Regions from separate parts of the Homo sapiens genome. Here region 1 is linked to region 2. Evidence: chromatin contacts called from ENCODE Hi-C data. All regions are on one chromosome and are shown on one strand. The core of a region is the stretch at or near the end of the contact, and the rest is flanking DNA. Distances in the headings are between cores, read along the strand shown.

What was found. A loop is a pair of places that touch in the nucleus more often than their neighbours do. Pooled maps may share reads with other maps.
Region 1: a map of heart right ventricle shows a loop between it and region 2 (10-fold over the local background). The contact joins the promoter of GATA6 here to the promoter of RBBP8 in region 2. A Hi-C loop is called at or near these places in 4 of 168 maps with a recorded cell type or tissue (ascending aorta, chondrocyte, heart right ventricle and 1 more) and 8 of 50 pooled maps.

What each region holds. Positions count from the first base shown.
Region 1 is chr18:22,168,187-22,173,396 of GRCh38, reverse strand. It overlaps GATA6 (GATA binding protein 6), which reads right to left and starts at 3,808. Exons shown (of 7, transcript NM_005257.6): 1 at 3,715-3,808; 2 at 1,118-2,289. The coding sequence starts at 2,252. It overlaps GATA6-AS1 (GATA6 antisense RNA 1 (head to head)), which reads left to right and starts at 4,429. Exons shown (of 2, transcript NR_102763.1): 1 at 4,429-4,730; 2 at 5,014-5,210. RefSeq lists enhancers at 668-1,552, 1,553-2,438.
Region 2 is chr18:22,931,203-22,936,391 of GRCh38, reverse strand. It overlaps RBBP8 (RB binding protein 8, endonuclease), which reads right to left and starts at 3,064. Exons shown (of 19, transcript NM_002894.3): 1 at 2,828-3,064. RBBP8-AS1 (RBBP8 antisense RNA 1) reads left to right here and starts at 2,628. Exons shown (of 5, transcript NR_198963.1): 1 at 2,628-2,804. MIR4741 (microRNA 4741) reads right to left here and starts at 3,043; the gene lies at 2,954-3,043. RefSeq lists enhancers at 2,271-2,320, 2,681-2,810, 2,494-3,334 and a silencer at 2,941-3,020.

The DNA.
Region 1 (5,210 bases), core at 2,559-5,058, 760 kb after region 2:
TCCTCCACTCTGCCACCTCTGTGACTCAAGGGGCCTCCCCCACACCTCCCCTCAAACAAACTACAATAAAAAAAGATGTTGTTTCCTTAGAAAGATTATCAAACAGGTGAAATATAAGGTAAGATAAGCCAGTTGAAAGCACCAAGGACGCAGAATGTTGCATCTGAGAAAAACAGCCTAACAGGGCTCCCACACTCCTGTGCTGGAGTAAACAAAACACTTTTCAAAACGAGGTATTTCCAGGTATTTTTGACAATAGCGTTTTCACGGTTTACCCCCTAATGGCTCCCAGATACAGGAAAAAATGAGTCAAATTGGAAACTGAAAAATTGGCGGGCTAAACTTCGAAGGGAGAATAGGTGCCCCAGCTCCAGGATCCCTGAGTTGCAGCCTGGCCATGTGAGCAGCAGCCCCAGACCAAGGCCCAGCTGATGCCAAGCCCAAGGGCCTATCCACCAGCTCTCCTTCACCATGAAGTCACAAGTCTGACCACTCCAGGTGCCCTCTCTTCTTTCCCTCTCTCCCTTGTGGGAGAGGAGACGCCAACTAGCTTCCCTAGGAACATCTAGGTTCTTCTGTTGTGCTCTTCTAAATACCCTTCTCTAGGAAAACACAAACACGCACCCTTTGGAGAGTTAAACTGGGTGAGCCTGCATGTGCTTGTGTGTCTGTTTGGGGGTGGATCAAGTGCCCGCCACTCTCCCAAACTTACTCCCATCGTGGAATTTCTTCCACTCACCCAAAGTAGGGTCTGCGATGGGGCTCAAGCGCTGTTAGTTCCCTCCCAGCCTCGTTTTTCCCCAATAGCAGATGCCATTCACTACTCATCAAGGCCCTGAGCTTCCCCAAGGCACGAAGGTACAGATGTGCATTTAGTCTCATCCGTGGAAAGGAACTTGGCACAACAGACTCAAGTCTTGGCACAACTCGCCTCAGCGCTACCGGACTCTGGGTTACCCAGCCACAGGCCTGCAAATCCTTCCTGGGACCAGGCCGACCTCCGCGCACCCGGACGAGAAAGTCCTGAAAACAGGGCCCGAGTGGAGCAGCTGCTCCACGTCCCCCGTGCGCCCCAGCGCTTTGGACCCGCACCCCGAACCTGAGGCGCGACCCTTACCTGCACTGGGACCCCGGGGCACCGGGAGCGGGGCTCCGGCGCGGCTCTGCAGGCTGTGCAGCACCGGGGTCTCGAAGGGTCCGGCGGGCCAGGCAGGCGTCAGTGGCGCCCCCACGTAGGGCGAGTAGGGGCTCGGATGGTGGTGGTGGTGGTGGTGGTGGTGGTGGTACGTCCCGTTCAGCGGCCGCGCGGCCGACAGCGAGCTGTACTGGGGCTCGCGGCCGCCCATGGCCGCCAGGCTACTGCCGCCGCCGCTCACGCCTCCCGCGCCCCCACTGCCCGCCGCCGCGTAGCCTCCCGGCTCCCGCGCGGCGCCGTTGGCCATGGGCGGGCTGGGAGAGTAGGGGAAGCGCGCCGAGACGTGCGCCGCGGCTGAGCCAGCGCCGCCAGGCCCCGCGGCCCCGCCGCCAGCCGCGCCGCCTCCGCTGCCGTATGGAGGGCTGTCGGCCGAGGCCTGAGGCCAGCCGGGGTGCGCGCCCGCGCCGCCCGCGTGGTTGGCTGGCCCACTGCCCGACCCCTGCAGGTGGTACGGTAGGCCGGGCAGCATGGAACCCACGCGGGTGGTGGGCACGTAGACCGGGGAGCTGGCCGCCGCCGCGGCTGCTGCCGCCGCGGCCGCAGAGTGCACGAAGCCGCCGGGCGCGCCGTCGTAGGCGGCCGGACCCTGGCTGGAGAGAGCGGCGAGGGTCTGGTACATCTCCTCCGGCTGCTCGGGTGCGAAGGGGCTCAGCTTGGCGCCGCGGCTGGACCACAGCAGCTTGCTGGCGGTCGCGGCTTGGTCGAGGTCAGTGAACAGCAGCAAGTCCTCCCAGCTCGACAGGTTGCCCCCGGGGCCCGCGACCCCAGGCGCCGAAGGTCCGTGGGGAGCCCCGAAGGGATGCGAAGCGTAGGAACTGAGCAGCAGCGAGCGGGCCGGGGGTCCGGCCGCCGCCTCCGTGTCGAGCTGAGGCGTCCCGCAGTTGCTGGCGCCGCCGGGGCCCCGCTCTCCGCCCCGGGAGCAGGAGGAGGACGAGGAAGAGATGGGGGAAGGCGGCGTGGAGGGCTCCCGCGCTGGAAAGGCTCTGGAGTCGCTGGCGTCCGCACCCGCGGCCCCGAAGCGCTTCGGCAAGCACCAGCCGCCGTCAGTCAAGGCCATCCACGGTCCGGCGCCGCTCCAAGCTGACGTCTAGCTCCTGAGGTGGGGTGGGGGAGACGGGTATGGTAGGAGATCGACGGGTTAACAAGAGCGTAGGCTGCACGCTACCTCGCCTCCACTCCTTTTTCTAGTTCAAATGGGATCTGACTTCTCAAAGATCCCATTTGAGACTTCTCAAAGATCCTATTTCTGCCCCGGGCGTGGAGATCAATAAGGGAGGGGAAGGGAGCCTGCGCAGCCGCCACAGGGCCCTGGAAGGGCTGGGATACCAGCCCTCCCTCAAAGGCACCGCTCCGGTCCCCGCGTCCTCCCCGCCCACCCCCTCGGCCGCATCCTTTCTCCGTGCGCGCGCCAGATCCCAGGGGTGATCTGCAGAAGCTGGCTGAGGCTTTCCTTCCGCCCTAAAGTGTCTCCCCCGGGCTGATGACACACAAAAGAATTTAAGTAGCTGTGCGTGTCGGCACCGCCGCATCCCGCCTCTCTGCGGATGCCCCTCTCCCGAAATGCCTCGGGGTGAGGGTTCCCCACGGGAAAACCCTTCGCGTAAGGAAGGCAACCTGTCCCCGAAAACGAAACCGCCGCGTTCTCCTATATTGGCTCTCCCAGAGCTTCCCGGACTGCGCTGACCAGCCCGAACGCGAGCCCCAGAGAGAAATGCAACTCGGCCCAGGGAAAGTGGGACGCCAGGGCGGGGGCAGCAGTCTGGGTCCTTCCCAGCAGAGGCAATGCGGAGAGCTTGTGGGGCGGGAATCGCCAGCCCCACCGGCGTCCCCGCGGCGCCGCACACCTTAGACACGGCCCGCGCCTGCAGCCACCAGCGTGCGCGCTCACGCCGGCCGGGCCACCCGGCCCACCCCGCGGTCATCTCCAGCAGCAGAAACGCCGGACCGTTCCGGAATCGGACGTAGCGGGGTGGAGCGGAGAGCAGAGAAAAGGAGGGGGAACGCAACGGGCTGGGGAGGGGGGAGCGTGAGACCGCCCCAGAGCCGAGGCGACCCCAAATGGGAGAGCAGGAAGAATGACAGGGAGACTCGGAGCGAGTGGGGGAGGGAGGTGAAATGCAGCCGGGCTGGCCTCCTCCAGGCTGCTCTTCCAAATCGCCTCGGCTCATCGGAGATTACCACACTAAAATTAATGCCCACACACAGACCTGGCTAGATAGCAAGAAAGAAGTTTCTCTGCCTGCCTAACTACCGGCTCCCGCCCCTTTGCGCCGAGATAACTCGGAGATAAGGCTGCGCGCAGATAAGCGCTTCGAGGAGAGAAAAAGAGACTAGAAGTTGGTCCGCGGTGTCCCGGGAGCCTGGGAGCCGCCTCAGCCCGCCCGGAGGGAAGGAGGGAAACACCGTCGGAGCCGACCGCGGCCTGGAGAGGGCCGGAGAGCCGGAGGCCAGGGGCCCGCGACGAGTAGGGGTGGAGGGGAGGAAAGCGGGGAGATCGCGCGAGGAGGAAGCAGCCGAACCTCGGGCGGGCGCTGCGCATGGAGAACGGCCGCGGCGGAGGGTGCTCCCAGGCGCGGAGAGAAGCCGAGGGCGCCAGCGGGCGAGCGCGAGTCCGGGGTCTGCGCCGCGCTGCTGGTGAATAAAAAGGAGAGAGGAGGCGCCTCTTACTGCTCTGCCGGAAAACTGCAGCCTGGGCTCCTGATTGGACTCACCGAGCCCTAAACAAACAGCGCTCGCCGAAGGGTGCCAGGCTGTGGGTCGGAACTGCGCTCAGCGAGCAGCTGGGCGCTGGAGGTGAAGAGGAGGAGGAGGGATCGAGGGGAGGAGAGAAAAGAGGGTGGGGAGGGGACGGCGAGGGGGGAGGGGAGCGCGCCGCCCAGGCAGACAATGAGAGCCGCGCTGCCTGCGGGCGTGGGCTGAGCCGCAAGCCCTGTCCCCGGAGTGGGGGCGAGTCCACCCGGGGGGCACCGAGCCCAGGGACCCCGGGGGAGGGGCGGAGGCCACAGAACGCCTGACCTGGCTAGCGACCCGCACCCATCCAGCGGCGGTGCACCCTCCCGCTCCCGCAGTCGCACACACACACCCACACGAGGGAGGGGGAGGGAGCCTTGGCACGGGAGGAGTTGGCAGTGCACAGTCCCGCGCCGCCGCCGCGGCGGGAGGGGCGCTCCAGACCTTGGGTCAGCACGCCCCCAGAAGGAAGGGGGAACGTGCTCTGCGCCCCCCCGCCCCCCAACCCCCGCCTAGCCCCTTCACAGCAAATGCGCTTTTTGCCCTGAAGTTGTGTGAGACCGACCTTAAACTTTCTCCGACCCTATCTCGGGATGCTACGGCTCAGGTCGTGGTGGTTTCGGGAACCTCAAGACAACATTCCCCAGCTGACCTTTGGGAACTTTAACTCGGGTCGTCATGTACGGAAAGGTAGTCTATGGGGTACGCAGAATGGAAAAGGGCTTCCACATCAGTCGTGTCCGAGGACGCTCTCCAACTTTTGATGTCCCTGGAGAGTTTCTGATATTTCCCTGGAGAGTTTCAGGTAAGTCACAGATAAGTCACTGCGAAGAGGGGGTGTCACCTTCCCTGGACCCAGCGCTAAATGCTGCTTCCCCACCCCCACGTTCATATACACACCCCCTCTTCGCTCCCTCCAAACAGTTATCACAACTCTGTACAAACTGATACGGTCCCTAGCGGGCAAAAGGGACTGGAAATGAACGTCGCGGGGTTATCAGCGCCGATCTGTCAGCGGCAACTCGCGCGGCCGCAGGCTCGTCCGCTGCAGGAGCCGTGATATATGTCTCGCTCCCTTTCGCTTACAGAAAGGATTTCTTCCGACAGACGTGACCCCAGAAGGCTGCCGAGGGAGACTTTAGGACAAGAGGCGTTGTTTTTGTGAGAATGAATTTTTATACTTTACCCCGACCCCACCCCCTACCCCCCGCCCAGGTAAATCCAAGTAAATGATTTTCTGAAGGTCGGTCTCCTAGAAAGCGTTTAGGCTCTGGTTTTTTGTTTT
Region 2 (5,189 bases), core at 1,815-4,314:
GATGGCTCTTGCCTGTAATCCTAGCTCTTTGGGAGGCTGAGGTGGGCAGATCACTTGAGGCCAGGAGTTTGAGATCAGCCTGGCCACCATGGTGAAACCCCATCTTTACTAAAAATACAAAAATTTGCCAGGTGTGGTAGTGCGTGCCTGTGGCCCCAGCTACTCAGGAGGTTGAGGCAGGAGAATTGCCTGAAACTGGGAGGCGGAATTTGCAGTGAGCGGAGATCGTGCCACTGCATTCCAGCCTGAGCGACAGAGACCCTGTCTCAATTAAAAAAAAAAATTGGTTTTTTTAACTTTTGAATTGGTGAAACATACTGAGCCCAAAACTGAAAAATATTCTTAGTCTTGACTTAACAAGCATCCACATATATACACATATCTATATATATTTTATAAAAGAGACAGTTGACTGATGTATTAACACAGATGAGGATCTGTATAACTTTCCAAAAACAAGAGAAGTCAGTAAGATTTAAACACAGCAAAGATCTATGAATACAGAAACATCTTAGAGTCATAAGACAATTAGGGTAATGTTACTTCATGCCTCTCTTAGAATAAAGGTGAATCATTAAGTTTATTACATAGTCCTTGAAGAAACCAACAGGTTAAGAAGTTTGAATGGATTAGTAAATATTTTAATATGTGTTCTTAAAATGAAACCATTAATTAGCTACAACTTAAAAAGTAATAGTGATCAGCAAGTCTACTAAACCTCACATCTGGCTCCTTAGCCAAAGCAAACTGATTGTTTCCTGCTAACCATTTCCTGAGGTCTCTGACAAAGGGGCTGAAAGAGTAATTCTGAAGGGAGCAGGAGTATATGTGAAGCCACTTGGTGAACCGTCAAGAGCTACAAAAATAAACTATCAAGCTTTGCAAAAATTGTGATTAGACTTTTAAAAAATAATCCAGAAACTAAATATGAGCTGGATTTTAGATATTAGGAAATTATTAATTTTCTTGGGTATGATAATGATGCGGTTTTGTTTGTTTTTTTTTTAGAAAGGCCTTATCTGTTAAAGGGATATTTACCGAGATATTTACAGGTAAAGGGATATACTCTGCGATTTGCTTGAAAAAAAAAAAATCCAGCAAAAACAAACAAAAATGGATGTTGGGTGAAGAGATGAAACAAGGGCTGAACTTCAACAATTTCTGAAGCTGGGTGGGTGCGTATACAATGGGGTTCATAATTCCAGTATTTCTCTTGTGTACATTTATTTCTGTAAAAAAGTTTTTAAAAGTAGAATTAGGTGCACTGCATTAGTTTTGTTACCAAAGAGGTTTTTATTCTATCTTTAACTCTAACAGATAAACAAATGGGCCTATATATAATTGTGAATAAAAGTCACCATTTGTTTCCCACATACCAGAAACTATAGAATATTAATATTAATATTTGTATTTATATATTATTTAATATATAATTATATATTATAGAATATTTATATTCTACCTAACCTTCAGAAAAACTCTGTAAGACAGCTACTATAATTTCATTTTAGAGTTGGGGGAAGAGGCGTAAGGCAGTAAATGTCCAAGGTCACACAGCTGGGACATGGCTATGTCAGGGATGGAAATCAAGTCATGAGACCAATAACTGTAAAATACCTCTCTGTAGCCCGCATGTTCTCAATCATAGGTGGGAACTGAACAATGAGAACACCTGGACACAGGAAGGGGAACGTCACACACCGGGGCCTGCCGTGGGGTGGGGGGAGGGATAGGATTAGGAGATATACCTAAAGTAAATGACGAGTTAATGGGTGCAGCACACCAACATGGCACATGTATGCATATGTAACAAACCTGCACGTCGTGCATATGTACCCTAGAACTTAAAGTATAAAAAATAATAATAAAATAAAGAAAAAATACCTCTCTGCAGCAAAAAGAAAAAAAAAGAAGACATAAACGATTTCTATTAAGTCAACAGTTTAAAATGAAGGTTTAATTACTTCAATGACCGAAAAAGTATTAACATATTCGTTTAAAGAGTGTAAAATAAGCATCCTTTACGTATCTATCTTCAAGTAAGTGATGTACAGTGCCTTAAAAACAAAACATAAAAACAAAACATTCAACTTGCAAATTCTGGCTCGCAAAACCCTTTCCACCTACCCGCATGCCCGGCACTTTTTGTTAGCATCTCTCTCTGCAATGAACCGTTATTCGAGGCACGACGACAATGTACATTTTTCAATCTCTCAGAACGTCACGTCTTACCTCCCAAGTTGCATTCTGGGCTCAAAGGCCTGTAATTTGTGTGTATTCCTTAGTATAAACCACTACACTGCAGGTGCTCACCAAAATACTCGCTGCCACACCACAGGTATTCTCACACGGGTAAGGCGAGAGGCACATTTCATCACACAGGGGACTTGAACAAACTGCACGGGACATTTCAGGGGTCCTCTTATGGGCGGAGCAGAGCAGCGGGGCAAAGGCTTTCCAGCCAGGTCCCTTCTCCATCCATTTCTCCCCAGGTGCCCGCGCCGGTTCCGCGTGCGGGTCTGGCCAAAAAACCTCCGAAGCGCGCGCGCGAGCCGCAGTCGGCGCATGCGCGGGGCGGGCTTGGCGGCGAAAGGCGCTTCCTCAGCCCGCGCGGGAGACCCAGAAGTAGTACTGAGGTAGCGCTCGTCCTCCCGCCGGTCCACCACCACCGAGTGTAGCCCGGGCCCGGCCTATTTCATCAGACACAACCCCAGAGCCGGGAGCCACCCCTACCCCGGGAGCCCTTCGCCAAGCACGCAGCTCCAGACCAGAAGCAGTCGCTCCGACCCAGAGCTCCGGGTGGGGTAAAGAGATTGCTTTTACTCACCGCCTCCGAGATTGCCTCGGGATTCGCGAAAGCCCCCGAAGGGAAGCGAGCACTTTCTGAGGCTGTGAAAGGACGGCTGCTCGCTTTTCTCTTTCGCCCTTTTCCCTCACCAGAGTGCCAAATCCTCGGTGGGAAAGCCGACCCCTCCGGACAGCCCGCGCTTTAAGGCCGGGGGCTGCCGGCCGGGCTCGGAGGCGGCCGGACCCGCCCCGCCCGGGAGCCCGCGCGACGTCACGCGGGAGTTCCACTTGCGTCACGCCCCTTCCTCCAGCTGCCCATCGCGGCGGCGCACTTCGTGCCCTAGCTGAGGAGCGGGCTCTTCGGTGCGGCCCATCCCGGAGGGCGATGGTTGGGGAGGGGAGCGCTACCTCGGAGCTGCCGGGAGCTACCCGAAGAGTCTGGCGACCGCCACAGCATTTCTGAATTGCGCTGGGGAAAGCTCAAGCCGTTCTGTTGGGGGAGCATCAAGCCCTTGCGGTTCTGTGAAAGTTATCTGTACACTGTGTCTAGCTTAAGCATTTTGCAGGGAAGCATGTGTAGAGTGACCTGTACCGAATGAAGAGTTAAAATTAACTGATGGGGGGTATGGACGCGGATCCGTCTAACATAGTTTTCGGCCTTGTCGCTGTTATCTGCAGTTTAGTGATGTGACCTGACAGGGTTGTGCGGTAACGCCATAGATCAAAACGATCTGTATTTTGCTGAGGTTAAACGGGAAGTTTCTGGCAAATTTGAAACGAGAAGGAATCTCCTTCAGCATTATTTATTGGGACAACATGCTGTTAGATAATTTTTTTTAAAAAGTCCATTTTTCTTGTGGCTGTTCGTTTGAGATTCAAACCGATAGTAGGTATTCCTATTTCTCCTGATTTGTAAAAGAATCGTTTTTAGACCACTAGAAATTCTACAAATGAACAAAATAGACTAGAATCAAATATCTTTTAAACCAGTCCAGTACTTTTGTGTAATTATTCTAAGACCTGGGAAGGGATAATATTAACAGGCTTTAAAAGTTTAGTACTTAGAAATCATAAATACAAAGTGGAAAGGTAATTTTTCCACCTGTCCCACATCTTAAGGGATGAATAAATATAACTTAAAAAGTTAGTATACAGAAGAGGGGTGCTAAACCTTCTATTAGCCTGTTACAGCAACTATCATTCACTTCCCCATTTTATAAGACTTAACTCCACATTTTTAAAAGAAAATGGATGAAATTTTGACTATGTAATTTTTAACGCAAGATAGGAAACATAATTGACAGAGTGAAGCTTTTATGTTTATGACAGAAATAACCTGTAATAAGTTTGTCATTTAACAGAGTATTGAAAGAGCAGTGTGCTGTGGTCTCTACTGTGGTCCAAAGAAAAACTGAGCAGAATGACCCAACCTGTTCCTATGGCCTCTGCCTGTGTCTCACTCTCTAATCCATTTATGCAAGTCAGAAACCAAAGAGTCATCCTTGACACTTTATTCATCCCTAACTTCCATATCCAAGCCATCACGCAGTCCAATTTTACTTACTAAACATGTAAATCCATCCCCTTCTCTCCATCACTACCTCCATAATCCAAGATACTGTTATTTCTTACCTAGTCTACTGCTAGGCTCCTTTCCACATCCACGCTACCAACCACCCCTCCTAAATCTTTGTTTTCACTGGTGTTCAGAAAAAAATTTGAACTTCTATTCTCCATATATATATTTAATTTTAAATTACATACATGTACTGTTGAAAAATGGTACATGATCTAATGAAGTTACAGGCTCTGAAGTCAGACATCTGGGTTTAAATCCTGCTCTAATACTTCCTTACTGAGTGACTTTGGACTGACTGCTTAAGCTCGCTGTCCCATTTTACCTACCTGTAAATTGAGGATAATAATAGTACCAACCTCACAGGGTATTAAGATTAAATGAATATATGTAAACTGCTTAGTATTCAGATATATACTATGTGCCCAAAAGCTAGCCATAATTAGTATTTCTTAGCTAATATGATTATAATCCATTTTAAAAGCATTTTTAAAGGATAAAAAATAGAATAAAAATACATCTTCCCTCCTCCACCTTAAATTGTGTCTACTTTGAGACCACTTCTCTATACTGCAGCTACTGTGATCTTGAAAAGTAAATCTGTTAATGTCACTATGCTGCTTAAACCCTTTCAGTGGCTTCCAGTTACTCTGTGAAGGAAGCCCCTTTGAATTGCCTCTGCTACCCCTTTGGCTTTATTTCCAGACATTTTCTGTCCTCTGGTCTCACTAGACTTTTGATGTCTCCTAGGCCATTGCGTGCTATTGTCTCTGCCTGGAGTTCTCCACCAAACCTACCCCCACTCTTTGCCCCAGCTATCTACTAA